2 separate regions of the Mus musculus genome follow, and region 2 is linked to region 1. Evidence: chromatin loops called from intact Hi-C (ENCODE). Cell type or tissue: left cerebral cortex. All regions are shown on one strand. Each heading gives the region's core, and the rest is flanking DNA. Links, peaks and the distances in the headings are about the cores only.

Evidence for each region. A loop is a pair of places that touch in the nucleus more often than their neighbours do. Peaks named below come from ENCODE experiments on the same cell type or tissue, not always from the same donor. Only the 100,000 strongest peaks of a DNase experiment are listed, where the experiment ranks them.
Region 2: a loop joins it to region 1, with 5 times the contacts of the local background. A loop is called at or near these places in 5 of 42 quality-filtered maps.

Annotation. Positions count from the first base shown.
Region 1 is chr11:29,707,253-29,722,868 of GRCm38, forward strand. It overlaps Rtn4 (reticulon 4), which reads left to right. Exons shown (of 9, transcript NM_194054.3): 3 at 1-1,518. Among named protein-coding and RNA genes, the nearest start is that of Rtn4, 22 kb to the left of the region's middle. In left cerebral cortex, for the core only: CTCF peaks have their summits at 7,761 (motif pointing left) and 8,448; a DNase peak (open chromatin) is centred at 7,735; H3K27ac peaks cover 457 bases.
Region 2 is chr11:30,101,457-30,117,072 of GRCm38, forward strand. It overlaps Sptbn1 (spectrin beta, non-erythrocytic 1), which reads right to left. Exons shown (of 35, transcript NM_175836.2): 26 at 13,220-13,464; 27 at 12,400-12,538; 28 at 11,371-11,455; 29 at 9,270-9,466; 30 at 8,415-8,524; 31 at 7,633-7,696; 32 at 2,980-3,218; 33 at 1,792-1,965; 34 at 157-199. Among named protein-coding and RNA genes, the nearest start is that of Eml6, 83 kb to the left of the region's middle. In left cerebral cortex, for the core only: no CTCF peak of the experiment used is centred there; DNase peaks (open chromatin) are centred at 8,033, 11,759 and 12,353.

The sequences.
Region 1 (15,616 bases), core at 2,783-10,782:
ACAAAACAGATGAAAAAAAAATAGAAGAAAGGAAGGCCCAAATTATAACAGAGAAGACTAGCCCCAAAACGTCAAATCCTTTCCTTGTAGCAATACATGATTCTGAGGCAGATTATGTCACAACAGATAATTTATCAAAGGTGACTGAGGCAGTAGTGGCAACCATGCCTGAAGGTCTAACGCCAGATTTAGTTCAGGAAGCATGTGAAAGTGAACTGAACGAAGCCACAGGTACAAAGATTGCTTATGAAACAAAAGTGGACTTGGTCCAGACATCAGAAGCTATACAAGAGTCAATTTACCCCACAGCACAGCTTTGCCCATCATTTGAGGAAGCTGAAGCAACTCCGTCACCAGTTTTGCCTGATATTGTTATGGAAGCGCCATTAAATTCTCTCCTTCCAAGCACTGGTGCTTCTGTAGCGCAGCCCAGTGCATCCCCACTAGAAGTACCGTCTCCAGTTAGTTATGACGGTATAAAGCTTGAGCCTGAAAATCCCCCACCATATGAAGAAGCCATGAGTGTAGCACTAAAAACATCGGACTCAAAGGAAGAAATTAAAGAGCCTGAAAGTTTTAATGCAGCTGCTCAGGAAGCAGAAGCTCCTTATATATCCATTGCATGTGATTTAATTAAAGAAACAAAGCTCTCCACTGAGCCAAGTCCAGAGTTCTCTAATTATTCAGAAATAGCAAAATTTGAGAAGTCGGTGCCTGATCACTGTGAGCTCGTGGATGATTCCTCACCCGAATCTGAACCAGTTGACTTATTTAGTGATGATTCAATTCCTGAAGTCCCACAAACACAAGAGGAGGCTGTGATGCTAATGAAGGAGAGTCTCACTGAAGTGTCTGAGACAGTAACACAACACAAACATAAGGAGAGACTTAGTGCTTCACCTCAGGAGGTAGGAAAGCCATATTTAGAGTCTTTTCAGCCCAATTTACATATTACAAAAGATGCTGCATCTAATGAAATTCCAACATTGACCAAAAAGGAGACAATTTCTTTGCAAATGGAAGAGTTTAATACTGCAATTTATTCCAATGATGACTTACTTTCTTCTAAGGAAGACAAAATGAAAGAAAGTGAAACATTTTCCGATTCATCTCCCATTGAGATAATAGATGAGTTTCCCACATTTGTCAGTGCTAAAGATGATTCTCCTAAGGAGTACACTGACCTAGAAGTATCCAACAAAAGTGAAATTGCTAATGTCCAGAGCGGGGCCAATTCGTTGCCTTGCTCAGAATTGCCCTGTGACCTTTCTTTCAAGAATACATATCCTAAAGATGAAGCACATGTCTCAGATGAATTCTCCAAAAGTAGGTCCAGTGTATCTAAGGTGCCCTTATTGCTTCCAAATGTTTCTGCTTTGGAATCTCAAATAGAAATGGGCAACATAGTTAAACCCAAAGTACTTACGAAAGAAGCAGAGGAAAAACTTCCTTCTGATACAGAGAAAGAGGACAGATCCCTGACAGCTGTATTGTCAGCAGAGCTGAATAAAACTTCAGGTAATAATCCATGCACCGTCTCACCAACTTCTTGGTTTACTATGGAATACAGATAACGTTTTGTGACATAACATTTATAATGTATCATGTCTACTGTGTCATGTTGATGAGAATCTTTTTTACTAGTTCAGTTTTAGTTCTGTGGGGCTGGAAAGATGGCTCAGTAGCTAAGAGCACTTGCTGATCTTTTACCCTCTACAAGACTTAATTAAGTTCGCTTCCCCATCACCGATGTGGTCTCTCACAATCGGCTATACCTCCAGCCCTAAGGGATCTGATGCCCTCTTTGACCTCTATGGGCAACAGACACATCTGATCCACATGCACACACACGTGCAGGTGAAACACTCATACACAAAAAATCTAAAATAGAGAATGATTAAGAAAAAAAGTTTGTTCTATCCAGGTAGTACAGTATAGTCTCAACTGCAATCAGGAGTTCAAAGTAAAAGGATTCTTGTGAATTTGTTGCAAAAACCAAGAATACAAAAGTTTTATGTTATTTCTTCCCACCTCACTTCTACTTAACACTCATCTTTACTGTAGGCTTTTCCATAGTTTTGCATCAATGAAACCAGGAAAAAATTAGTAAAATTATCTTTCATGATGCATTCTTTTCTTCAGTGTTTCCTGCTGCTGTGACAAGCAAGGGATATTAAAACAATATTTTCATATATGTTTATTTTTATCTTAGATATGATTTCATGACAAACTTGCAAAAGATGACCATTTCTGTTGCTTGCTTTTGGTATTTACATAAAATACATTATTTTTCTAGTGAGAGGTATGAGGCTAGAAATACTAAGTATAGATTTTTTTAAAGAAAGTAATTACTGAAACATGCTATCAATTTATGAAAAGCTCTGTTTATGTATTTTTAAGTGTGGGAGTGCTCTGTCTGCATGTATACCTACATGCCAGAAGAGGGCATCAGATCCCTTTATAGATGGCCTTAAGCCACCATGTGGTTGCTGAGAATTGAACTTAGGTCCTCTGGAAGAGCCTCCAGTGGCCAGTGTTCTTAACCACTGAGCCATCTCACCAGCCCTCATTTATACTTTTGACTCAACATTTGCTATGCTTGTTTTGAATGCTTTTTTTTAAACTTGGCATTCTGTTAGCTGTGTTTTCTAGTAGCAGTTATGTTGTATTTACTTACATATTAGAGACAGCTAGCATCAGATGAGTATAGAAATTAATTCTGTTACAAGAGGAGAGTCTGAATATTCAGATAATGAATCCGGCATCATCCTCCTGTTGGGAGGATATGGAGAGAAGTACCAAGATTCTGGGTGCCTGTCATGTGTGCAAGTTAGCAACATGAGAAACAAAGGTGGGGGCACATGAGAAAATAAAATGGGTTTGGGAGAAGATTAATTTAATTTGAATATATTAGTATTGAGACTATTAATTGAGTATTGAGAATTATTAATGCCATATCTAAGAAACTTTGAAACAACTTGTCTGGCTATTACATGCATAATTTGCCATGAACTTGGAGCTAAAAATTAAAGCCACAGATAGGAACAAGGGAAAATCAGAATGCAAAGATAAATGGGCAACACGTTAAGAGCTAAGGATTGAAAAAGGAGGGAAGTAAGTACGTGCAACCAAGACGCAGACAGACTCAATTTTGATAACAGAACAAGAACAAGAAGGAAAAATGTTAGCCAGCAGAGGAATGGAATATGGAATCGAAGAGGAGATTCTCCTCCCCACTCACTTTAGGAGAATCAGTTAATAGGTGCTAATAGTTAATAGTTAAAATGTACATAGATGCCAGGGTAAACTCTAGAGTTTAAGTGAAGGGGTTGGCTTTGTAGCGGAAGAAAGAATACTGCATGTAGTGGGTAGAAAGAAATCTGTGGATGCGTATTGATACTGCTAGGGAGGATTTTGTGTCTGAAACTGAGGGACTTGGTTGATTTTAATGTTAAAGCAGTGTGTGAGGTATTTGCCGAGAATAAGTTGAAACATATTTGGCAAAGTAACTGTGAAATTATTCCAACTAGAGGAAGCAAGGGCAGTGTGTTAAGAGTTTACTCAGGGCTTTGTGACAGCAGTCTAGGCAAGTGCATTATTTATTGAGCTATACCCTCTGCCCAGTGACTTTCAATGTGCTAAATAGTCTGGATATGGGATCAGAGAATGTAACAGGTCTTATTTGAGGTAGTTCTGTTTTGTTACATGGGCCAGTAGAAGGACAGTGAGCCAAGAGAGTTGAGAATAATAGGAATGAAGTAGTTTGAAGTCATTGAAATGATGGGCTGGCATCCAGGTTGAAGTGAATAGGAAGTTGATAGAAAGAGAGTAGTAGATGAAGTGAATTGTAGGTCCAGATTAGGTCTAAGAACCAAAAGTGTTAGGAAGAAAAATGTGACTCTTAGAATGTTTTGGGAAACATAGTAAGATGTATGTGTTGGGTATTGAGTTTAGAATTTTACTGCAAAAGCAGCTCCGAGACCAAGGTTTGGCCATTAAGAAAGTTGCTGAGGCCAAGAGGTGACCGTATTGCATATGCTGCTTAGAATAATGACAGGATTTCAGGTAGACATTATGGTAAGGGACAAGGGACTGGGGAAGTGGTTCAGGAATACATCACTTGATAAAAGTATATGGCCAGAGTTCAGATCCTCAGTACCCACCCACATAAAAGCTTGCAGCTACAGCATACTGAAGGCAGAAAGTGGACAGGCTTGCTAGCTAGACTACCTGAGTCAGTAAGTTCAGGGTTGGGCAAAAAGATCCTGTCTCAGTAAACAACCTGTGGCATCTATATGATGTACTTAAATGAGCACGCATGCACACTCCCTCCTCCCAAGGTGTAAGAACAAACAAGGACAAGAGTCTTTGGTAAAAGGCTTTTGGGTAACTGATGGGGAGAATAGACAAAAGCAGTAAGAAAAGATAGAGTGTGACCTAGCCAGGCTTCTAGAATGATGGTCTAGATCGGGAAGCAGCATTAGATAGCAGCAGAGTACTTGACTTGCCTTGTCTCCAGTTGTGCAAAGTATGGGAAAGTAAGCAGCCTTGATTTTAGAAGCACCACAGGGAAAGCAGTGTCAAAGAAGAGTTGTTTGTTTGTTTTTTTTTTTTTTTTTTTTTTTGGTTTTTCGAGACAGGGTTTCTCTTTATAGCTCTGGCTGTCCTGGAACTCACTTTGTAGACCAGGCTGGCCTCGAACTCAGAAATCCACCAGAAATCCACCTGCCTCTGCCTCCCGAGTGCTGGGATTAAAGGCGTGCGCCACCACGCCCGGCGAGAGTGAGGTTTTAATGAATGGGAAGTGAAAGAAGGAATGCTTTATAAAAAATGAAGGATTAGAAGAGATGGCTCAGGATCAATAGGTTTCAAGCAGCATGTTAACGTGCCCTAGGGGAAACTGTAAACATGCATGATAACACGGTGCGGTAAGGCTAGGGAGAAGCAGGCATATGGGCAGTATTGAAATACCTGTGAAATCGCCTTCTAACTTCATGCTACCTCCCAAAACTCAACTCTAGTCATATGTTCTTAGTTTGATTTTGGTAAACCTAGGATCTATAGCCCCTAGTTTGGAATGAAAAGGATTAAAGAGCAGCAGTGCCTTAGAAGGCTAAATAAAAATGCTGAGGAATGGGTTGGTGCTGATTTTTAAGGAAACAATATCTTCAAGAAAATCATTTAGCTCAACCTTTTCCTCCCTTGTATGTATGTAGAGATAGAGACAGCATATGTGTGTGCCCCTGAGGTTGATGTTGGGAATCATCTGCAACCACTTTCTACCTTACATTGAAGCAGGTCTCACATATGGCTAGCCAGTCTGTTCTAGGGACCCTATCTCTGCTTCCCATATGCTGGGATTACAGGTGGGTCACTGTGCCCATCTGGCTTTTTGTGGTTCTAAGATGGCAGACTGATGCTTGTTTGTGTGGAAGGTGTTTAACTTCTGAGCCATATTTATATATTTAGGGTACTGTGTGATAATTTGATAACTTTCCAGTGATCAAGTTAGCATTCCCATGTCGTTTTTTTTTTTTGTTTGTTTTTGTTTTTTGTTTTTTTTAAGACAGTTTCTCTGTGTAGCTCTGGCTGTCCTGGAACTTGCTCTGTAGATCAAGCTATCCTCAAATTTTCAGAAATCCACCTTCCTCAGACTCATGAGTGCTGGGTTGCACCACCACTGCCCAGCTTGTCAGTAATTTTTAAACTTAGCATTAGCTGCTATGTCCATTCTCACTAGAGGAATAGAACATAATTTGCATTTAACAAATGTGTGTAAGCCTTTAATCCTAGCACTTGGAAGTCAGAGGCAGGCAGATTCTCTGAGTTTGAGGCTAGACTGGGCTATTGTAAGTTCCAGGACAGCCAAGGCTACACAGAGAAACCCTGTCTTGGAGAAAAAAAAAAAAAAAAAAAAACAACAACAAAACAACATAACAAGTGTGTATATTCCATAAAATTCACAGGAAGTGTTTGTATAATTTGGATGACATGAATTCTAGTCTTTCTCACATCTAGATAGATGTTGACTTCCTTTACTGTAAAAGGAATGAAGTTAGATTAGATTTTTCTGCTTGATATTTTTCTTAATTACAATAAACATCTATTAAAAGCAGGTACTTATAATTGCTTTGGCTTGGTTGTTTGAAGTACTATCCTGTATTTCTTTTCTTTGAGAGTGGGGGAGACAAAAATCTTTGTTCTCATGTAACTTTGGCATGCACACACACACACAACACATGGTTTTGTTCAAGTAGCTTACAGGCTGTGGTCCAGGTAGTCCAACAATGGTTATCTCTTGAAAGAAAGGCCAAGGATCTGGTTATAAAACTGAAAGTCTTAGCCATCTCAATCTTTTGCAGCGTTCAGGTAATTCCTTCAGAGGTCTTGAGTCTATGTTGGAACCTCACAGAAGTACATTCTAATACCACCAGGGGTATTAGTGCCTTAGTAACGGGATAGATGAACTTGCCAGAGAGACTGAGGTTAAGGAAGCAAAAAGCAAAAGCTTTTTATGCAGGCTGGCCCAGATTTAGGGTGAATCTTTTTCCACCTTCAGATAATCCAGGTTTAAGGTGGGTCTTCCCATCTCAAATGATCAAATCAAGAAAATCCTCCACAGGTGTGCCCAACTACTTGGGTTTCTTCAGATTTATTTTATGTGTATGAGTGTTTGCTTGTATTGCTTCTATATATGCATCACATGAGTTCCTGGTGCCAGGGAGGTCAGGGTGTATTGACTCTCCTGGAGCTGGAGTTAAAGATGGTTGTGAGCTATCAAGTTGGTAGAGGTTTTTAACTTTCTTTTTGGTTTTTCGAGACAGGGCTGTATAGCCTGTATAGCCCTGGCTGTCCTGGAACTCACTTTGTAGACCAGGCTGGCCTGGAACTCAGAGATCCGCCTGCCTCTGCCTCCCAATTGCTGGGATTATAGGAGAGCGCCACCACGCCCAGCGGTTTTTAACTTTCTTTGTTAGGTTTATTCTAAGGGTTTTAGAATTTGAAACAGGTTCTCTCTGTGCAGCGGGGTGGGGAACCTGGAACCCTCCCTATGTAAATCAGATTGGCCATGAGTTTAATTCTTCCCGCCTCTATACCCTGAGTGCAAGATTAAATGCTCTTCACCACATTGTTTCTTGTTCAGTGTGCCCTTTGATGGTATGTAGACAGTCTACTGTATCTTTAATGCTAACTTTGAATCCTAACCATTTTGTAGAAGGTGTTTATCAGATTATCAGCCTTCTTGTGGAGTCTCGAGGGTCTCTGATGTATAGAATTGTAACACTTGAAAATAGGATTTTTTTTCTTAACTACTTCCTTTCTTATTTAAATGCCTTTTATTACCTTCCTGTGTGTTACTACCAAAGCCAGGATTTCAAGCATTTATTGGTCATTTGTGCTTTAGTTTTTATGAATTGCTTGTTTAACCTTTGTTCATTTTTCGATTTTGATGCTCTATGATCTTGTTTTTATGTGCAGGGTGCAAAGTCTTCTCTCTCTAAGATTTTTATGCACACATCAGTGGACAGTTTGACTTTTACAAAGGAAGCCGCTTTCTTTTTACTACTCTTAATTTTATTCTTACTTAGTTCCAATTTATTTATAATTGTCGCAGTTATTTTTATTCCCATCATATTCTGATCTAGCCTCCTGGTGCCAGGCAACCATTCAACTGTTGGATGATTGAGAATAGCTTTTGCTAGTTTCCCAGTGGTTGGTTAGGCAATCAAATGCAGATTTGGGTGTTGGTGCCATCTAGTGTGGGTAATGGTAAAACCATTTCTATGGAATATTTGATAAGTAACCATACTGAATAAATGTGGCTGGTCACAAAATTTCACACTTGTTATAAAACAAATTTATAAACTATTTTGAATTTTGACATTTTGTACAGAATTAAATACTTGAGCTATGCTATAAGCATTCTGAAATGACCCTGAAGATGTGTTTCTGTTAAGGTAAAAGGCCTAATGACTTAATTTTTAAATTGTAAGTTTAGAAATACTTTGGGTCTTTAACTCACTCACTCTCTCTCTCTCTCTCTCTCTCTCTCACATGCTTGTGCATTCGAGGTCATTGCATTCAAGGTCTCATATTTGATGAGGCATGTCAGTTTGACTTCACAAAGGAAAGCCTGTTTCATTTTTTAGTACTCTTTTATTTTTACTTTTAGTTCTGATTTATTTATAATTGTCTGGATTCTTGCAGAGTTATTTTTATTCCCATCATATTCTGATTTAACCTCCTGGTGCAAGAGAAACATTTTCAGTTTCTCTGGATTTTAATATTCATATATTGAAATTGCTATGTGATGTTGTTAAAAGAGTTTGAAAATGCTCAATTTTTTGTCATTTTGAATGTTATTTTTTAGATTTCAAATCCTATTCCATTTTTGAATATTGAGTTCACCATTGTTGAAGTACTGACTTTTAGTCCATAGAGGGCATTAGATTACAGCATATGGTAGGGTTTATGGTTGTTAATGTCTCTCAGCAGTAAAACATCTAGTTTTGTACCTCTGTGTGCTTAGAATTCTAAAATTAGTTTCAAGACTGCTGTGTAACTGTCACTGTTTCATATTAATAAAAGATTCGGGCTCTCCATTATTAATAGACGTCTAAATCGTAGCTTCCCAAAACAATATACAAGCAAAGTAAATGGCTGCTCTCTTCTCTTTTCTCTTTTCCTTCCTTTTCCTTTTCCTTTTTTTCTTTTCAATCTTTAAAGGCACAGGGAAATTTAAAAGGAAGGAAGGAAGGAAGGAAGGAAGGAAGGAAGGAAGGAAGGAAAAGGAAAGGGGAAGAAGGGGAAGAAGAGAAAGGGGAAGAAGGAGAGGAAGGGGAAGAAGGGGAAGGGAAAAGCAAAACAAACCAAAAATTTTGCTGGCATTAAAAGTAAAAGAAGTGGAAGGAGTTTGAGAGAGCAGGATGAGGTGAACACCAGGTGGGCTTACTAACTAGGTTGTTTTGTTTCTTTTTTGAAACAAACATAACTATATAATGTTAGCTGGCCTTGAACTCAGAGAATGCTACCTGACTGCTTTCCCAATGCTGGTTTAAAGGTCTGTACCATTCTGGGCTTTCACATCTGCTTTGAGACAGTTCTCTTGTGCTTAAAATCCTTCCAAATAGATACAAACTTTAAAAAAAAAAAAAATGCTCCCCAGGCAGTGGTGGCGCATGCCTGATTCCAGCACTTGGGAGGCAGAGGTAGGTGGATTTCTGAATTCGAGGTCAGCCTGGTTTACAGAGTTGAGTTCCAGGACAACCAGGGCTACACAGAAACCCTGTCTTGAAAAAACAAAACAAAACAACCCCAAAACTCACACATGCTACTTTATCAGAGATTTTTTTTATTAGCAACTTATTTAATTATATTTTTTCTTAGTTAACCATGCATTGTAAAAAAAAAAAAGTGTTTTGACTAAGGTAAGAGAGACATTGAAAGTAGGTAATTTTAGATCATCGTACTCTTTAGAAGTGAGTTGGAGACCTTGCAGGTCTTTGGTTTTATTTTTTTAGCATTATATTTACAAGTTTGATCTGTGACTCTTCCTTTGGCATTCTGTAAGGAGAAAATAGAATACTACACCAGATATTCAAAGCATCACGTTGCCAGTTGGTTTGCATGTGTATTATTTGAGGACTATTCTTGAGAGAATTTTATTCTTTAAAGGTTGGTATTTAAATTCATTTAGATGAAGTTTAATGAGAAAGTATGACCCATAAATTGTGTACTCATAAATTTTGCTCGTTGATTTTTCAGAGTAAAATATTTTTGCTTGGCTAACTTAAAAACTGCAGTTTTAAAACACTGAGAAAGAAGTGGGTAAAAATGTCAGCTGGTACCTATGAGTTAGCTAGTTTTCTCTATACTTACCATAAATTGTAATAACTAAAACTAAAGAATTGATTATCATTCTGCAAAAACTTAACTTAAGGCTTTTAATTTGCTTTCTTAAATAAAAGCTTACAGTATGAAAAGTACATTTAATATTCATATGAGTGGATTATTACACACACATTCTTGGCACCTTAAAATTAGCAGACAAGTGAAGTATTATAAATATGTGAGTTACATATATGCTGAATATGTTTACCTTAGAGAATATGTAACTTGAAGGTACTATTTACTGTCTTCTGGTGTTTTTGTTCTAGTGGAGCTCAGATTAGAACCCATGCCTTGAGCCTGTTAGGTATACACTTTACGAGTTAACTATACTCCCCGTCCTTGTCTGTCAGTTTGAAAGAGTTCATTTAAAAAATACTGTCCTGGAAGTATTCTGTATTCTTTGAACAGTTTTGGATGCTAAACCGTTATGTGAAGAGGTCACACAATTTCATCTTTGATGTAATATGGTGGTGACAGTGTTCTCAGAATAATTATATCATATAAGGTCTCAGCAAGTAAAGTTAGAAATACTTCAGAATTCTTTTAAAATTGCTTTTATTTATAATTGTGCAAGAGGGACTTAAAAATGAGTAATTGGCATTCTGAACACTTAAGGATTTTGCAAGGTTTTGCAGGCCCACATAAGTGAGCATATTTCAGGAAGATATCCCCATTTCAGTGTGGTTACAGCCATGAGATGCATGTACTTTTATGCATTGATTTTATATATATTACATCTTCAAATGCCATACGTATTTAAATATATTTTAGCTGATTAAATTGGCACTGTTCATTTCCTTTTCTGCTTAGGCAAATTTAGCATCAGGTAAAAATCAGTTGTAGAACATTAGAAAGACACACTGGAATGACTGAAAGTTTAATAAATTCTGAAAAAATGGGAAATTCTGGAACCATTTATTTTTATGGCTATTAAATTGTGCCATTTTCATGGGGTAAATGATATAGTTATTAGTACATGACCGTTTCTCTCCCAGCCAAAGATTTATTGCAATGGTAGGTAGTTGAGTATTTATTAAAAGATTGAATTGGAACAGGTAACAATTAATCTAGATTTGGAGGAATCTAGATTTTTAGAAATGTAAAGGAAAAAAAAACCTGATCATACCTTCCAGGATGCAAAATATGAGTTCTCTAAGCCTCAGTAAACCCAGAAAAAAAGGCAGTTCACAACCTTGAAATTGAAGTTATTAACCCATTTGGATTAGTCCATTTCTGTCTTGTGGGTTAACTGTTGATTTTAGAGTTTCAAGTAAAACTGAAACAGCAGCACAATTGAACTGTCCCTAATAAAGAAAAGTCAAGTCTGTGGGTGCAGACTTAGTTCTGTGTGTTTCAGGTATATTTAGCGGTTGGCTCTGTTAGAGAGTCTTTTCTTTTGGTAGCTGCCTCCTTCCCTGCAAAGGTAGCTCCATTTGGCATGATCAGCAAGCAAATGGCTAAGACAATGAGCAGATAGAAGGGAAAGCATTAATGTCTGGGTATTAGCAGCCTAGTTACAGATTGTACTGCGTCAGCTTGCTCCACACCCCAAAGACATCAGGTGACTCCAGTTGTTCAGCCGGGACTGCAGGCTTAGGTTGAGCAAACGGGTATCTCATGTCTCAGGGAGAATTTTGCAATTTACAGCTTTTCTGTTAGTATGCATAATTTGTAATTGCTGCTGGAGGGCAGATCGTGGCAAGAAATGGACGATCAGAAGAAACGTTGGAAGGACAAGGGTATGTCTTTTAATCTTTTACTCCTTTTTATGTAACCAGTAAGATTTCTGTGGGTAAGCTTTGTAGTTTAGATATACTCGGGATTGAAAGCGGAGCCTGTGATCATGTAATGCTTAAGATTAACATAAAACAGCTGCTTCTGGTGTTTTTTACAGTTGATTGTGTGCAGGAAAGATATCATATTCTTTTTCACTGGTGTTTGGTTTAGTAATTTTAGACGTGTCTGTTGTTTCTTTTCTAATCTTGCGCGTTGAAATTGGTATGGGATTAACATCTCATTTGTTGGTCACTTTGGTGTGAGGAATGTATAATAAACATTACATTCTTCTGTAGTCTGTGATGACATTTCATGATGACTTTAAATAAAGCTCAGCTGGTGTGCCTGAGATCTATCCCTAGGTTTGTAGGTAGCAGAATTGCATTGTATCTTTGAAAATCTAAAGTGAACATTTGAAGTTCTTACTTGAATGCATTTTAATTTTTATGTAACTTGAAACTATTCAGATGTATACAGAGTTTTAAATGTATCCCCAAATTTACTAACCTTTGTCCTTGTAATAACCAATTAATGATCTTGATCCCCGTCCTCCCCCTTGAAAACTCAGATTTTTAAAAATCTCAGTGATTCATTGTGAAGAATTTAAGCCTGCAAAGTAGTAGTAAAATATCGACTATTGAATATTTCAATAGCACTTTATTATGTAGCTTGACAACTGCTATGTAATGAGAGAGAGAGAGAGAGAGAGAGAGAGAGAGAGAGAGAGACCGAGTAAGCAAGAGTGAGTTGTTTATCTGACTGTCTAGAATAAGTTGTCTTAAAAATTGTTAGAACTGTTTTTAAGTGGCTGAGATAAACATTTCTGTAGCTGACTAGCTGCAGTGACCTGCTTTAAAACCAAAACCAAAACCAATCAGTAAAAAAAAAATGTGGGGGAAAGGTGATTTTAACATTGAATTCATATGTATTCAATATAAAGGGGAAAACAGCTGTGAGCTTTAAGAAAGGATTTCATTAAAAAGCTTAATAAAAAAGGACTTTTCTTTAGCTTATCCATAAATATTAAAAATGAAGTGAACCAATGTGCTAGCTTTTGGTAAGTAAAAAGATACTTGAGATAATAAAGTGGGTGAGAAGCCACAGTAGGGCCCATCCTGCAACTTTCAAGTCTCTGCATGAACGACTTCAATTGTAGAGTATTAAAATGTTAAGCTCTTATAAGATAATGTAGGGATATAAAGACAGAAATTAAGATGCAGTAGAATCTATCTTTTGTGATAGTCTTAACTATTAAAGACCCTTAAACAAATTCAGAATCACTCTTGAGTCTCTCTGCCGATCCTGGCTTTGTTTGTTTGTAAATCTGGTCCACTGATACTTTTCTTCTTGTTTTTAACCCTTGTCTGAGTAAATCAGACCAACCTATTTTTTCCTTATCTAGGTGCTGTTACATCTTAGTGTTTCCTGTATCAGCTGCTAATGCTAAAGATTATATAGTGAGGTTTAAATCAGAAACCACTGAGATGCCTGAGGTGAATGGTTTTTCCTTACTGTGAAAAAGTGAGGAACCTAACCTGAGGTGTCTACACGGGTAAACTTAAAATATATATACTTACTTAGACCTGGTCCCCCATACCTGCATTCTTGTGCTCTCAGACTCCCTTCCCAAAGCTGTCAGTAGTAACAAATATTCTGATTCATGTCTGGCTTTGTTTTTGTTTTGGTGAAGTTTTAAATGTGTTTGCTGTTTGGGTGATTTTTGTTTTTGCTTATTAGATATCTAGTCCTTTAGGCAAAGAGGTATTATAATTGGTGTTGTTACAGTCTTGCTATTTTCTGTTCATTAGCAGAATATTTTGACAAATGAAATCTAATATTTCATTATTGAGGTTATATGGAAAACTTAGATTAAGATGGGAAGACTTGCGAGTCTAGGTCAGTTGGGGGGAAGAATGACGTAACTGTCAGCAGCAGAGACAACTACACAAGTAACCCAGGGCAACCTGCAAGTTCTTTTTTAGACAACACCACAGGAAAGAATCTTAGGACCAAAAGAAGAGGTTAACAGGAAGAGGTGCCTGGGAAGAAAATACAGCATACTGTGCTCACAGTTCTCAAAGAATTGGAACTAGCAGCAGGCATGTGCATTTTGGTGGCTCTCAAGGTACATCTCAAAGGATTGCTCAGAAACTTTTTCTATACATGAGGTTAGAGACTGTCTGATATGATAGTTCCTTGGATGGGCTCAAACCTAATAAGATAAAGTCAGGACTTTAGGATTGCACCAGGGGTTAGGACATGCCCTTTTGTTTGTAAGTGGGCTTTTGATGAGATTCCTAAAAAATTACAGATGTTAAGTATGTTGGAATTCTTGATTCTTAGTTGGTAAGAGGCCTCACCAGGGGAAGGGGCTCCTTTCCCTTCCCAACCCCATAGTCTTTCCTTCCTTTCCAATCACACCTGCTTTAGAAGCACTGAGAAGACACTGTTAATACAGTGACTAGAATTTCCTGGGTAGAGTAGACTGTATAGGATAATGTTGACAGATAGATTTGTAGGCTCAAAGATGATAGAAGGTTAGACGGTCTAGGTCAGGTTTCCTGAAGCTTCTCTGTGGTTCACAAGAAAGAGTCCTGTGATCCTATCAAAACAAGCTCTACAGGGCCTGGCAATCTGGTGTCATCATTTTATAATTGGGCAGATTTGGAAAACAATCTAGGGTTCACACCTTAGTTCTAGTATGTTTTGATTTTGACTAGGTATGAAACTGCCTCTTAAGTTTTTATTCTGTTGTGTGATTTATAGGGTTCCAGTTTTGAGGTTCTCTGGGGTTTTATGACAAGATGCTCTGGGCCAGGTTGTATTGGTTTGATGTTTAAAGTAGGTAGTAATAATAAGTAGTGGTGGGTTCAGAAGGCCATCTGTGGTGTAGTAAAAGCCGGAGGAGAACCTAGAGGCCTGAGTTTGGGATGATTTTAGCTATGCCTGGACTTAAAAAAGAAAACCTTGAACATCATCTGAAATGGGGATGAAAAGGAAGTAACAGATATGAGAAAAATAAGTGAAGAAATACTTGATATTCATCATAGGTTGCAGGACTACATGAATTCGAAGTCACGATGAACAACTATCTATGCTCAGCATCAGTAGATTTTTTTTTAAAGCCAAATTGAGTTCTAGACACTTTGAATTTGAAGTGATGGACATAGCAAGCAATGATAAAGATTACAAAACAAATGCAAAGCGAGGGTATCTTTTTTAAAAAATCGAAGATAGGGAAGGAAAGCCATTAGCACCAAGCCTACATTAATGGAGCACCAGGAAAAGTTAGCTCTAACAGCAGTAGGAGGAGTAGGAGAGTGTGGTCTCACCACCAGGACAGGACTGGAGGTCTGAGGAGGACTGGCTGTCAAGAAACTGTTTAGAATGAAGATAAAGTGATTGCAGACGCTCAGATTTTAGGAGAAAGTGCAGCATTGCCCATGTTTGCTAGTGCCTTTGTAGATTGGGAAGCTCAGCTGGCCTTTGTGAGAACTTTCAGTAACATTAAAATTCAGTTTGATTATGCTTAATGACAAAGTGGCTTTGTCATCATATCTGGTGCATTCTTCCCTTGTGGACTCTTTAGGGCTTCCTACTTTGCCTGGAAGTCAACTGCCAATCTTAGGAAGAAACCTGCTTTTAATTCTATCTAAACTTACCTAAAACTCAGTGTAACTTGGACCTTCATTGTGTTTTTCTAGATTTTTTTTTTTGATTGTTGTTAAGTAGCAGGACTGTGTGTTGTAGAAAATAGAGAATGGCTTTGGGTTTTTAATAATGAAGTAAGGAACTAGAAGATTATATTATACATTGTATTCTGTAATCTTGAACAATTTAGTAGATATTTCCACCTTTAAAGTCACTTACATCACTTTAATATGTTGCTGGTTAAAGTGAGTAAAATTAAATTAAATTCTGTTCTTATTCATGGTTATTGTTCAGTTAA
Region 2 (15,616 bases), core at 4,483-12,482, 400 kb after region 1:
GATGTTGCTCTAGTTTCCCTCCTTTAATGAGGAACATGATGATATTTTCTTCTTTTAGTCTAGTGTTGGTGGCTATGAAGACCAGACAGTTGAACACCTCACAAATACTTCCATGAGCTTTGGTATCTGAGAAAACAAAACCCAGTAGTAACTTACATCATCTTTGGCTTGGAAGAGGTACTCGTTTCCATCACTTAGTCTGTAATTTCAAGAAAATTACATTTTATAATTATGTAGGTAACAATTTCATATTAGAAAGTTAAAAAATATAAATTAAAAATACAGGCCAGGTATGGTGGTGTACATCTTTAATTCCAGTACTCCGGAGGCAGAGGTAGGTGGATCTCTGTGAGTTTGAGGCAAGCCTGGTCTATAGCTTGATTTTCAAAATAGCCAGGCACAGAGGAACTTTGTCTCAAAAAGCAAAACAGAACAAACAAAACAAAACAAACCCAAACCAAACCAACCAAACAAAACCCCATGATCCCCTTATCTAGGGTGGGTCACAAGCAGGCCATGGGTTTACCTCAGAGATGTCAATAGAGCTCTCCATGGGTTGATGACCAGGCCTGGAGATGTGCACTGGCCCGACAATGGCCCCTGGTCATTATGAAGTCACACATTCACCAGATAAATCCAATATACACAGGCAATCTGGTGCTTTAATCCAACAGAAGGATCAAAAAAAAATTCAACCTCTGAAAGGTCTGGCTTTGTTATGGCCAATACCACTTGGATTCTTAATTTCTGACCAGAAATGAATTCAAGAGAAAACTTCAAAAAAGGTGAGTACTCTTGAAATTCTAGCTTCTGAGTTTGTGTCTTCCACATCTGCAATTTCTAGAGTTACCCAACTGACAATAAAAAAAAAGACCTCTAGATTTTTCTTATGGAAATGAAAGCAGTCACACCCAGGAGGCCATCAGTGTGGCACTGTGATGTCTGGTACTATGGGTGCAGCAGTAGGAACTGACTCTGAGGTCCATGGAGGGGGTGCTAAGATGGAACAGTTAAGAGGTCAAGTTATCTGGGACTCTCATGACAAAATGTATTTTGAAAATATATGTATGTATGCACACTCGTGAATGTCAAAAAGACAACCTGCAAGAGAGCCTTTCCTTTCCTCCTTTCCACCACGTGGGTTCTGAGAAGGAAAGCTGTATAATCAGGCTTGGCAGCAGGAACTGTTGCCACTGAGCACATTCTCACCCCCTTGCCTTATCTTTTTACACTTTGAGAAATGAGATGGTTTGCCAATATCCAAACACAAGGAGCATGCGTGTGGATGTGGTGTGAGGGGGTGTCTTCCACAAGGAGGAGTCATTTGGATGCAGAAGTGTGGGAAGAGCTGGGGAGGATGGCCTGTCCCACCCAAGTACTTCCTGTTTGTCTCCTCAGGCTCTAGGATGACTCACAGTACCTATCTGAAGCAAACATGGTAATTCCTTAGTCTGCATAAGCCAGAAGGACTCAAAATGGGACTTTAAAGCTCCCATTATATACTGTGACAATTATGGCCCACAGCAGTGTCGGGGAACAGTGTGTTCCAGGTCATGAAATGAAGGCTCCTTTTCCTCTGGGTCCAGGTGCACAACCAGGCCCAGGGAAGAGTGACCTTGGTTCCTCAGAATTAATCCAGCAAGTCTCAGTAGGCTGTGTGCAGACTGGATATTCACTTTCTTAGGGACTGAGAATGGTAGGAGGAGGCACGGCCATCACAGTACCTTAGCGGGAAAGCCAACCTCTGTGAGATGAACACACCCAGACAGCCATGAGCTTGAAAACTCTTACCTTAGCTTGAACACGTGCTTCTTCTTTTTGTAATCAAGGGCCACTTCGCAGATGGCCTCTTTCAAACTCACAGGGACCTCACTGTGGTAGGGGATGCCAGAAGCAGCACTCTTGGCATCTTTATAGAAGCCCATTTCTTGGTTATTTATGACACAATATACATTGTGCCAGGACCTGAGTGGGTACAGCAGAGAAAGAAGTATTAAGGCTCTGCGCTCACCTTTGCTGAAAGATCTTCACAAACAGGCTACCCCTTATTCAAAGCCTCTCTAAACTGAACCTATACCAAATATTAGCCCTGAACTCAGCCTCTTTGGAACAGCGCATATGCCTGAGGCGCAGCTGGGGAGGGATACGGCTCTGCATCAGAGAACACGTGAGCTGCTGTCCCTTCTATCACATGCGGCCTTTGAAGCTTTTCACTCATGTTCAGGAACACAGACAAGGCTCCTTATTCTCAAGCACAATCTCCCCCAGACTTAGTGACATTCTTTCTGGGGTTCAGCTACTGACAAGAGGGTAGATCCAGGGCCATTGGTATTTATGGTATCCCTTTGGGGAGCTACACTCAGGTGTGTGCCAACAATACCCAAGGGGCAAACTGTCAGTATACGATAACTTAATGAGAACATCAGACCGTTACCTTATCCAACACAGACACAAGTCCTTTGTACAGTAGACACTCCACATGTACAGTAATCTAGACATATGGCAGACCAGCTAAGTTGTACCAGCTTTGGAATTAGATGTGGTTTTCATCTCAGTTTTACTATTTACTAGATGTCTAAAAAAGTATGCTTTTTTACAACCTCTCAGAGTCACTACTATCTCATCAGCTAAATAATAAACTTAGAGACTGGTGGGAGATGGTCATCTCAAGACTCATATGGAGGAGTGAGTACCTGTGAAAGCCGGATCCTACTAGGAACCCTACAATGAGGTCACTTCACTTCAGGAGACTGTTCAACTTTGCTCTAGTGAGCGCCTCCTCAGGACAAGCCTCAGGCCACTCCTGCGATTCCTGCCAGCTACATCTCCTGAGCTGAGTGTCACTCTCACTCCGATTCTCAACACACTGTACACACAAGAATGACAAGCTCTGACCTTCTGAATGCCAATCCTGCGAGACCCTGGGCCACCTTCCCACGGGTGATTTCCCTCCCCACTTTCCTCACGTGCTGCCTTTACCTGCTCGAGGCTTTCTTATTGTGGGCCTCCCACTCATGCTTCCGATTGAGGAAGCCTTCCATCTGGGCAGCGGGTGTCTCCAGGGTCCTGGCTGGCAGGGTGGCAGCACTCTGGGCTGGAAGTGCAGATTTGGCCTTTCGGTCCAAGGTGGGAGAGGGAACAGGACTGGACTCTTTGGAGCTTGTCCTCTGCTCAGCAGCACCGTTGACCATTTCACTCGTTTCCATGGTTCCTGCCATCTAGGGACAGCAGAGGGGCCATTCAGAGAACCCGAGAGTAAGAGAGGACCACATACGCTCTGACTCGCACACGTGGCTGTGTATAAATGCCTGGCACAGATGGAGGCAGTGCAGTAAAACCAGTGCACACCCTGCAAAGCCAGCTTTGGACACCAAGGACATTAGAAGGTGGGAATGGATTAATGCCCACCCACTTGCGGGGAAATGAGAAAAGCGAAATGCCAGTATGAGTTTTACTGCACTCTACTCCTCTGATTACTCCATTCTCACTAACATACTCAGATCATCTCCTCTTACGGTTACTTTAAAACACAAAGACAATGGAAACAATCAGACATATTAAGTATGAGAGTGGACGTTATACAGCAGCCACCTTACATCCAAGGGCATCATCAGAAGGGCTAAAGTTGAAGCAAAAGGGCATTCACAAACAGATGGAGAGACAATCCTATCAGAACTATACAGCATTCCCCCAGATGCAACAAGTAAACACCTTTGGTTTCTGAAAGAGGCTCCCTAGTTCTTCTCCCACACCCCTCCTCTCCAGATCACCATAAACACATGCAGAAATTAGAACAACAGTCATGCATTTCACATCTACCATCCCCGTTAGACTTTGGAACTTAAGAGCTGGAAGGAAATGAGGCAAGTCCACAAACATCAACTGAACCACATCTGCCCAGGTTGATTGTGAGTGGGTTGTAGTTTGTGTTAAAGGAGCTGAAGAAAAAGCCAATCACAGTCACTCAACACCACACAGCTATTTACCCCCAAACAAAGACTGAACCAGGGCCTTCCCCATCACGGGTGGTTGATCACGGTGCCTTGCTGCACTGAGACGGGAGCCCAGAGACAGCCAGGCTTCCAGCGGCTTTGACCCTTCAGTCTGGAGACGTCTTCAGGAGCGTTCCTTCCCAAGCTCACTTAAATTGTAACCCACACGGTTTTTCGGCTTTGGAAATGTAGTAGGGTCTTGATTCATTATCGTTTTCGGCCTGTGTACCATCAACTGTGTACCATTAACTGTAGCAGCCCCTGGCTGATATACCCAGGGCATGGATTAGCAAGTTACTAAAGCTGGGTGTGGCTGATGCTTTAGTAGATTACAGACAACCTGCACCCCTCATACACAGACAGACATGGAAGTATCAATGGCACAGTCATTAGCTATAGTCCCCCACCACTGCTGTCCAGAGTCAGAGTGACACCCAGTTAGCAGCAACCTTCGCAGTATAAGCGGTAGACTGGCCACTCCCACTGCAAAACTCAGATCTGTCAACTCTCTTGCTTAGGTCTTATCTCGATTAATGGAGCCTGCTTATTGTAAATAAAGCTAATTTTCTGGAAAAATAGTAATGAGAACGTTGTAGAAGCGTTTGGAATTATAAACTTAGGTAAACTAGCATAATTAGCACCAAGGTTTAGGGTTTGACTGGAGACTATGCAATCCTAAGGTTGTTTTTGATTAAAATTCTCTATTCTCATGCCAATATGGTAAATGGATTATCAGGGCAGAAAGACACGGGGTGGGGGACAGAGTGCTTAGTTGGCCTGGCTGTGAAAGCAGCAGCCTGCGGGCATGGTCTGAGCAACAGGCTACCACTCTTTCCCCTCCTCTCTTAGTTTTGTCTTGCTTTGTTGCCCAGGATGGGCTTAAACTCCCAATGCTTCTGCCAGTGGCGAGGATTGCCAAGTATCCCCACTACACCTGGATTCCCTTTTCACTATTTTGGGGGAGGGAAAGTAATCAAAGCCCAAGTCAAAAGAATGTTGAGGGGTCTTACAGTTGACAAATCTCTTCTAGTGGAATCTCAGGAAACTCATGTAAGGAGCACATGTGAGTTGGTGTGGAAGGCTGAGCCGGTGTGAGTGGAGAGAAACATGGGTTAGTACATACAGACACCAGGTAAAAAAAAATTTAGTGCTGCAGCTTTGACGCGGAAACCACTAGTGGCTGGGTGGGCAGAAGTTTATCTAGAAATGGCTATAATTTATCAGAGCTGGTCACACTTCAAGGAAGTTGAAGACAAGAAGTCTCTTCTGATGGGAATTCTGCAGCAAAAATTTTTTTCTCTGGAGTTAGAAGGAAAGAGAAAACCCCACACCAGTATGCAGAGATAATTAATGTTTATGCAAATGAAATCACTAACCAAGAAAACAATGAAAATAAAAGGACCAAATGAACTTTAATGGACATGTGTTGTAAGCATGCCAACAAATAAACAAAATGACCTTTAATGGACATGTGCTGCAAGCATGCCAGCAGACAACACACATCACTAGGACAGACGTCAAAAGCAAATCATAGTACTATGATCACACGATGGTACATGTATGTGATCAACCCCCCCACATACACATATTGTTGCTTCTCTTTAGGAATTAGTTCAGAGTGCTTTGTGGCCAGGCACATCTGAGGCAGTGAAATCAGGATGTGAACATGAATGCAACATGACAAGTAGTAGCGCAGGAAACACCTGATTGGTTTTCAAAGTACATGAAGCAACACCATTTTCGAGTTCATTAACATGAGTCTCTGCATCATCATCCAAAATAATGAAACTGCTTTTTCTTCTTCCAATAAAATCCAATTGTTAATTAAAAACAGAGAAAGATAGGCAGCAGAGCAAATGCTAAACAGTATCATAGCATTCCTGTTTTAATGTGCTTATGTGTGTATTGTCTTTGTTAAAAAAAAAAAAACCTTAAAATTTGGTATCAGTCTGGATGATACAAAACTTAAACACACAGCACATATATGGAAACATCATATATAAGTATGATCATGTGTGGCTATATATATATATATATATATATATACACACACACACATACATATACATACACACACACATATATATGATCAGTGACACAGTATAATTTGTGGCCATAAAGACATGGTCAGGGGATCTTAGTGACCAAAGAAAAAGATACAGTTTTTTTTTTTTTCTAATATAAATTTGGATGTGTTTTAAGGCAGAGACCCAATAATGATGCATAGTAGCCCAGAGCTTAAAAGCTTGGTATCTATCTAGATACCTATCTACGGTTACAGGTAGATAGATATGTACATAGAGATTAGGAAAAACAAACAAGATGCTATATGATGTTATCCTGACAAAAGAGAAAAAATGCATCATGAAATGAAAAGACAATTTAGACTTAGCATGAAAAACACATACCAAACAGGGCTCTGACTCCACTAAGACATCTAAATATGGCAAATGAGCAAGGGAGTGTCTTGCAAGGCTTTGCTGAAATGAGGGTTTGGTCTGGTTTTGATCAGAACCAGGAAGTCACCCCTTTTACCAGCTTTTACTCCTAAGAAAAAGGATTTCTTTTAAAATGTTTTCAATCCCTGCTAGTGGCCCAATACATGTCATCCTTAGGACTCCTTACTAGAGAACTTCGAGATCCATTTGAGATACAGGAGTTTCTGTCAGTAGAGACACTGAAGTAGCCCTCTAAGGCTAGGACACCTCTGCAAGCGCTCCCTGCCAGGCACAGGGCATTGAGTCTATCATTCAAGTGATCAGGATGAACCAAAATGGCTTTTGTTCTATTTGCCTAAAAAATGAAAACAGCTTGACACCCTGAAGACTCTGACTGATGGTAAGAGCTGCTGGCATCTGCCACAGCCTGAGTGCTGGCAGTGGTAACACTGACCAAGACAGAGCCGGTGGCAGCAATCAGTGGGCTGTGCCGTGTGGTGCACAGAAGCCTACATTTCTGGGTTGAGGACTTGGCAGAAAAGAGAGGATTATTGGGCTTGTACAAAGTAATAAATGGCCCCAAAGGTCTCAGAACATTTGGGGTCCTGCACCTAAAACTTATCCAGCTTCCCAACAAAATGTAGCTTCTTTCGGGCCGTTTGATGAATGCATTCTCCATGGAATGTTCCAGAGCAACTGCAGGCCTAACCTTAGTAGTAAACGTTTCCTTCCTTACAAACCAGTCTTCATAGTTACTAAACTACTATACAATGGAAGCCAATAGGTTAATAATACTTGTAAGTAACATAGCACCTATAGCAGAGTACTATTAACTTGTGTGTGCCGTACCTGTTAAGAGTCTAATTTCATTATGCTATAATTTAATTTTGATTACTCATGTAAAATCTTAAAGTAAAAAGCTCACAATAAATAAACAAAAATTAAGTATGCTGCTTTGAGGCAATGAGGATCCAAAGAAACATAAATTAAATGCAAACAAATATGAAATCAAGGACAGCTATGAATTAAGTAAAAATTTTAACACTCTGGGTGACGTGGAAGCCAAAAGGTCAAAGGATGTGGACAGAGTGGTTCTTGACAAATGGTAGTGAACTTCACATTCCAGACCATGAATGGTCACTGGCTGTCCGTCTGCTATTAAAGTTTTTGTAGTTTTGGTACGTTTGAGAGCGGTAACTAACCCGTGGAGATCCCTGCTCAGCCGGCAAACCATTCTGGGAAACTTGGTCTCCTTTTGAAGTATCCCTGTAAGGGTGAGATTGGAAAAGCGAAGGGAAAGATAGAAGGGGAAGAGAAAGAAGGGAAGAGAAAAGGAAAAACCAAGCGTGAACACCTTCTTCCACACAATGTCATGCTGTTACATCTGGCACTTCTAAGTGTTTTAGACAGTCCCTAAGCCTTCAGAAACACTCTGTCACCACCCCTATCTTATAAATCCACTTTAGACATTTTCATGGAGCTCACAACCCACCAATAGCCTTCTGCAAATAGGAAATCAGTTCTTCCCTAACACAGAATCGCTGGCCTGAAATCCCAGTGGTGCTTCTATCCAATGAGTCACCCAGAGACTGTGTCTGTGTGTTCTGGTGGTCCTCCTCTGCATTTCACTCTGTCATGTGACTGTTCTCCACTGCCACTTGGCAATGGCTACAGGATTCTCAATAGTATAGATGAGACATTGGACAGGAAGGGTATTTCCTGGCTCTACAAGACTTAAGACAGATGCCCCATAATCTCACTCGCCACCATAACCAAAGTTTTAGCCTGTTTGTTTTTTTTTTTGGGGGGGGGGTTTCGAGACAGGGTTTCTCTGTATAGACCTGGCTGTCCTGGAACTCACTTTGTAGACCAGGCTGGCCTCGAACTCAGAAATCCGCCTGCCTCTGCCCCCTGAGTGCTGGGATTAAAGGGCTGCACCACCACACCAGCTAAGTTTTAGCCTCTTATGCTTCCAGTGCCTCACCATTGCTGGGACTCAGCCTCCTCTGAAACCTTCGTGTTTGGGTCCGGAGAAGGTGGCCGCCTCTTTCTTTCTTCTTCCTCTTGCTGTCTGCGCACTTCCAGTAGCTCCAACTACAGGAGAACAGCTTGCTGTTTATCAAGGCTAAGACTTTTGCTGCTTTAGAAAAACGTTCTAGAAACCCAGGAGACTTTTTCTACAATGGTTCATACTGGACAACCTCAAAGGTCAACACTCCAAATACAATGGCATTATGTCCATGAGCACCATAGCTACAAGCTAAAACTGTAGGGAATGGACAGCTGTCTACCCCTTGCTGGGAAATCCTTTGGCTGGTTCATTTTCCTCTGGGAATAGAGATTTCAAAATTAACTCTGCATCTTCTTAACTTTGTTGAGAGGGAAAAGTTGCTGGGGGGTTTAAGTCAGACTTTCCATGAAGTCTCAATAAAAACCTACCATGGGCTCACAAAAATGTTCAAGGAAGCCATCTGTATTGTAGTAGAGAAACAGGGAAAAATAATTAAAGCCACAGAGTAGTCTTCCTGAAACAAATCCAGTCCATGAGCAGTTCATATATTGTAAAAGAATTGTTTTAATACATAGTCATACTCCCTTCCCCCACCCCGGAAGTACTGACAGCAAGAGTCCATTTTCTATGAGAATAAAAGTTTCGGAAGAAGAAGAAAGACCAGTGCCCAAGCTCTGCAGTAAAGCTTTGGCTGGCAGAGAGAGGCATTATCTGGAATGGCGATGATTTAATAGTAATCCAAGGTCAAGATATGATCTGGTGTCCATGTGATTCCTAAAATTCACAAAAATAGGTGAAGTACTATGCCGGACATGCTTAGACACTTACCGTTGTCAGCCTTTCCAGAGCAGAGAATCTCTCATCCCAGGTCGCTGCAGACTTTTCAAACGCCTCATGGCGCTTAATAAGCTTCTCCACTTCGTCTACACTCTGGCCAATTTCACGGCTGGATAGGTATGGTTCCTGTCCAAGCAGCCAAGCCTCTGCCACACTGGCATCCCTTGAGAACTGATGGACCTCCAAAACTGCAGAGGGTATCAAGAGTGAGTGTCTGTCACAGGGCCACACAATGGCACTGCTCTAAGCATAGCCATCTTATCATTTATAATACCAAATGCCATCAAATGTAAACACTGTGAGCCACACAGGCAAGAACATCGCAAGAATAGGGGTAATTACTTTAACTGGATTTTGATTTAACTTAATATATTAAAAGAATACTATTTTAACACAACACTTTTTTTGTTTACCAAATAAGAATACAGGTTAAAATTTATAAGTACATACTACAAAAATTAAGATGATTTCTATTTTCCAAGACTCATATGTGGACAGTGGCTCTCAGGTGGACTATACAGGTCTAGAATTTACTCTGGTCATATGGCCCTAATTCTAAGAGATCAGATCTCTGAGCCCTCACAGGACACACAACCTATTCATGCCAGACTATGCAGGTGAGGCAGGAACCCACATAGAAGCTTGTATTAGGTTGAAATCCAGTTTTCTCTTGGGGGATTGAGAGGGTAGGAATACTAACAAAGGGGGAAGACAGGGTCCTTGTCCTCCATGTGAGGAAAAGCTCTCCACCTGATGCAGTTATGAGGAAGTGGATTAGAACCTGGCTTAGCTAGACTGCCAGCGCACATTCAGCATCTCACTCAGCAGAGTCTGGGGCCAGTTGGATAAGAACCTACTGTGTGGACTATCACTGAGCCAAGAACAGGCCAGCCATCTCACTTTGAGATTACGATGGACCCCACAACTTATCAATTGACAAGAAACTAGGCAACTGTCAATTCTTTAAGGTAGGTAGCAGGCAAATCATCACTGTAACCCAGATTGTAGCCTGGTATCCAGTTCACAGCAGGTACGACACAGGTTTTGCCTCACAGAATGAAACTGCCCCAGAGTTTTCAAAATCTGCAAATGAAATCCTCAATAACAGAATGGCCCCAAATTGAACATTAGAGGGCTCTGGGCCCAATTGGGTTTTTTACACAACTTTAGTTTTTACTAAGAGTCTACAATATATAGGAATGAGGCTAGAATACAAGACAGAGTCTAAAGTATCAACACAGCTTGTTATAATATAGATTAAAATAAAAAAAGCTTGAATTGAACTACTTTTAATGTTCAAATCAACCATGAGGTACTATTCTTAAATACATTTTAAATCCAGTGAGGGCTCATAGTTCCAGGTAAACTGGGATTACACAGAGAGGGAAGGGAGAGAGGAAAGGGAAAGAGAAGATGGGGAGAGGGGGGAGAGAGGGGAGAGAGGGAGGGGGAGAGGGAGAGGAAGGGGAAAAGTGATTATTTTTATTATTTTATTTTTGTTTTTTAGAGACACTCTCTTCATATTCCTGTCTGTTCTCATATCTTGCTATGTAAACTAGGCTAGCCTTGATGTCACAGAGAACCGTATTCCTCTGACTCGAGTGATTAAAGGTGTACACCCTTACACCCTGCATACTTTTATTTTGTGTGCGTGTGTGTGCACATACACTCATCTGAGTACAGGTGCACACAGAAGCTAGAGATTTTGAGATGCTCTGGAGCTGGAGCTGGGCAGGAGGTGAGCCTCTGACTTGGGTGCTGGGACCCAAACTCAGGGCCTTTGGAAGAGCAGTAAGTGCTCCTAACTGCTGAGCCATCTCTTCAGCCAGCCCCAAGAACTTTTTCTTCTTCTTCTTCTTTTTTTTTGGTTTTTTGAGACAGGGTTTCTCTCTACAGCCCTGGCTATCCTGGAACTCACTTTCCACCTTCTTAAAAAACAATATTCAGCATGAATACACTGAGAAAGAAACATTTAAAACTTCAGAATCATTAAGTAATAACATAACATTAGTTAAAGCAGACTTGTATACGCATGTATTTCCTTGGATACACAGAAAGAACAGAAAAGCAAATGAAGAACGCATGTCCTTACTCAGTCTTAACCACTCCCACCGGTCTTCCCACTTGTCAATCATTTCTTTTCTTTTCTCTGTCAGCTGCAGTAACTTTTCCTTGATCTGCACAAAAACAAGGGCCTTAATAAAACACTGCAACCTTGTGTCTGTCCCGGATGAGCACTTGGTACAAGAAAATCTATTTTCCCCTAAGCTGCTAAGTATCAGCTTAAATGTATTATTTCATGTCTTGAGCCTGGAGAGAAAAACATGGCTAGTTTTCCAGAAGGGGTGGGAGTTCTATTCAAAGCTGCCTGTGCTGATGTAGCAAACTGTGTGCTATTTCGATAGACTCTGGGGCTTCCTGAAACAGTTAACGTTTATGAAGAGAAGGACAGTAATACCGACAAAGCCTTGGCTTTTCTGAGAGACATCCATTCCTGTGAAGGATGCTACAAAAAAGACATCAGTGCCATCGTTCTGACCAGAGCTGCAGCCATCAGCCAAATGCAACGCAGAGTTGAGTGATAGCCAGAGCCATCCCACTGATGAGTTCACAGGCTGTTTTTATACCTGGACCCCTCAAAAATTATCTCTGGACAAACAATTACCAGTTTTGGGTCTACAGTTGTATGTAACAGTTTTTCTAGGCAGACAGAATATGCTTCAAAATGATGTAAAGAAGCGTACTCACTTGCACGTGTATTGTAGGCCCTGTTAAAGTAGGCCTTGTGCTCAAGCACACAAATACACAGAATGAAAATATTAGAAAAACTGAAACTACACTGAACACGTAGACTTGGCTTTTGTCATTCCTTACTATAGTACAGCAGTGATTTACCCTGTGTTAGGTATTACACAGGGTCCAGAGATGTTCTAAAGTTATGAATAAGCCCTATGTCATTTCACATATGGTATCTAGCCATCTATGGATTCTAGTGTTCACAGAAGTCCTGGAATCAATCCTTGTAGATTGTGGGAGGCTTCAAAGACACAGTTGCAAAATAAAATCCTTTTACATGCCAACACTGGCTGAGTTCACACCAGGTCCCAAAGCAGCATCCTACCTCCTCAGAAGCATAGTGTTTCCGTGCCAGCAGGGATTTCCCAAGCTCAATGCAGGCTGTAAAGCTGTCATTACGAGCATCAATTTCAGCTTTGATACCTTGATGATTATTCATTAACAGTTCAACAGATGACACATCCCTATAAGAAAGTAACATCACCTTTAAGAGATGGAGCTTTTCAAATAAACATGTAGGTTTTAAAACTCGTAATTTGAAGGAAACTGACAGCTTAATTGTCTTTTTTAGGGCTTATTTGCAGCCCAAACTCAGGCCAAATCACTAAATCTCAGTAACACTTAACTTAGGACTGGCTAACTCGGTAACTTTCAAAGAAAGGCATCTTTAAGTGCATACAAGATGCAATGCAGGCAGACACTGTTTCGAGAAGGCACAAAGGCAGTTCCAACAAAGCACAACCTGATGGAACAGTTGAGACATAAAGAAACACAAAGCCAGATGTGGAGGAAAACACTCAGGAAGCTGATGCCTCTACTTATCTATTAAAATCGTCACTGCTTTGAAAGAAACCAAACTAAAGGGAAGACACTAATCATTTCGGTTCCGGACACTTGAAACAAATGCCAAGGGTGAACATCACCTTTGTGATATGCATGGACACAGAGACTTTTAATATAACAAAGATACAGAGAAAGAACTCCAAAATGCCTGAGTGGGAAGGTGGGGGTGTGGGAGTGAGAATCTAGAGGAAATGAGCACCACCATGGCTCTTCTTTCCATGGCAGCGGTGTGTGGTAGAGAACAAAAGCAGTAGAGCTCTTCCCTGAACACCCACACCTCTGTGGCCGGGAGGGAGCCTTACCGTGGTTTCTCCTGGGCCTCGATCTGCCGGATGACATCTTCCATCCAGAGCATGAGGTCACGCACCATGCTGAAGAAGCGGAACTTGTCTCCTGTGTCTACCAGCCGCACCCTGCGACCCTCACAAGCATCCAGCAGGGACTTCCAGGCTTCCAGGACCTCATTCTCACGCTTCTGGATGTCATCAGCCTTGTCCCCTGCATAGGCTGCCTGGAGGCGAGCTGCATCCTCCTGCAGCTGCCTCACCTGTGAAGCCACAGGGGAGAAAAGCCAGGTTTCACTACTGTGGCCTTGCCACCATCACCCCTTCCCTTCCTTACGGTGTCACCATAAACGGCAATGGGAAGGAGCCATCGGTTGCCGGGTCTGTGCCTCTTAATACGTTCTTTTTTCACCTGGTAGAGCCAAGTCACAAAACCCCAAACCTACTAAATGCCGTTATTAAGTACTGTTCGAACAATGAAAGAAATAAAATGCTACAGGAACATAGGGAAGTCCTGTAGCCTGGGATGTGAAGACAGAGCTGAGTAGGGACACATCTAGATATATTCCAAGGTGAGAAATACTTTGATTGGCTGGGTGTGCTGGCACACACCTATAATCCCCATCATCAACATCCTCAGCTATACAGTGTATTCCAGGCCAGCCTAACTTTTAAAAATAAGTGGGAGTGGGTGGGCTGACAAATAGGTAAAGGCACTTAACATATAAGCCTGATGACCTCAGGTGAACACTGGAACACACAATGATAGGAGGGGATTACTACTACAGAGCTGTCATTGGACCTACAAATGTACTGCTGAGGCATGCATGCCCTACAATACACCAAATATTGTTTTAAAAGTACAGACAGTATGCTGAACACTACTTTCTGTGTCAAAGGGTGAAAAACAAAAACAGGCTATCACTTTAGGTAATGATGGAGGTTTGTCATCATAGAAAAAAAATAGTGACTATTTTATACTCTCCTCCTTCTCTTTCTCTCTCTCTCTCTCTCTCTCTCTCTTTCTCTCTCTCTCTCTCTCTCTCTCTCTTTTGAGACAGGGTCTCACTATCTAACCCTGGCTGTCTTGGAAGTCACTCTGTAACCAGGCTGGCCTCAAACTCAGAGATTTATCTGCCTCTGCCTCCCAAGTATAAGGACTAAATGTGTCCACCATTGCACCTGACTACCTTATCCTTGGATGTCCATTTTCATTGTCTCTAATTCTGAATTACAGCTAAGGTATGTAAATCAGATTATCACGAGCAAGCTGTAGGAAATTACTTGAAAATCAATCTCCTTGTTTTCTTAAGTCGTCATTTCTTGGGCCTCTGGTTATTATTATTTTTTAATAGGGTCTCTCAGTGAGAAGATGGGAGAAGCTAGCACAATGAAGCTCACACAAGAGTTCAGGACCACCTTGGCCACGCAAGATTATTACTGCCTCTGTAAGATATTGGTGGGTCAGTGCCTGCAGGAGGGCCACACTTCTTTTTATGGCTCTTAATTACTTTACAGTGACATGGTGAGGTAGGTGGAATCCAACAGACTTGGGTTGGGTTCTTGGCTGTGGGTATTAAGCCTCAACAGTCTCATGAGGCAAAAGTATTTAATGAAAAAAACAGGGAATGACTCTGTCTTAAGCATCCTACAGTTTTAAAAGTAAATGGGGAAGGACCTAGTTCTTACCTGTCTCTAGGCTTCTCAAAACCTCCCTTAGCATTTGTTAAAATCAGTAACGGGGACACATTCACAGATGTAACTGTTTTACAAGGATCATCTCAATCCCCAAAGCAGCTGGAGACCCAGGCACAGAGAGGTGAATTAACTCACAGCCAGAGAAGAGGCAAGAACTGAGTGAGACTCCAGATGGCAGTCAAAAGACAATGGTGGTCAAGAGGATGAGTAAGTCCTAAGTACTGGAGCATGGTGAGGTTGATACTCACCTGAACCTGAACCTGGGCCACGTCTAGACCTTTTGTCGTGGGGAGGGGGTTAGGTAGTTACTAGAATACAGCCTCTGCCCATTCACTTTCCCATTGGATTCAGTCGAAACTACACAGCCACAAAGTCAAGAATATACTCCATCTGGCCTTCTGCTGACTCTGTACTGATCATTTGCTCTCAATAAGCAAGAATAGAACTCCTGACCTTCTCAGGATTAAGAAAATTAGGCAAAACCAGCTTCTTCTCCGGGAACATCCATTTGGAGGGAAGAGATGACCGTTTTTCAACGGCAAGAACTAAGACTAATCAGGAAACTAGGAATCAGAAGGCAAAGGAGAGATGGAGCACACTACTAAGTCTCGCTGTTTCCCTGGTTCTCAACAGCCTCGAAGCTGTTTTAGTGCTAAGCCACTTCACAGCGTGCTGGAGCTAGAAGATCTGCCATGTCAAAATGGAAGGACTTAGTCT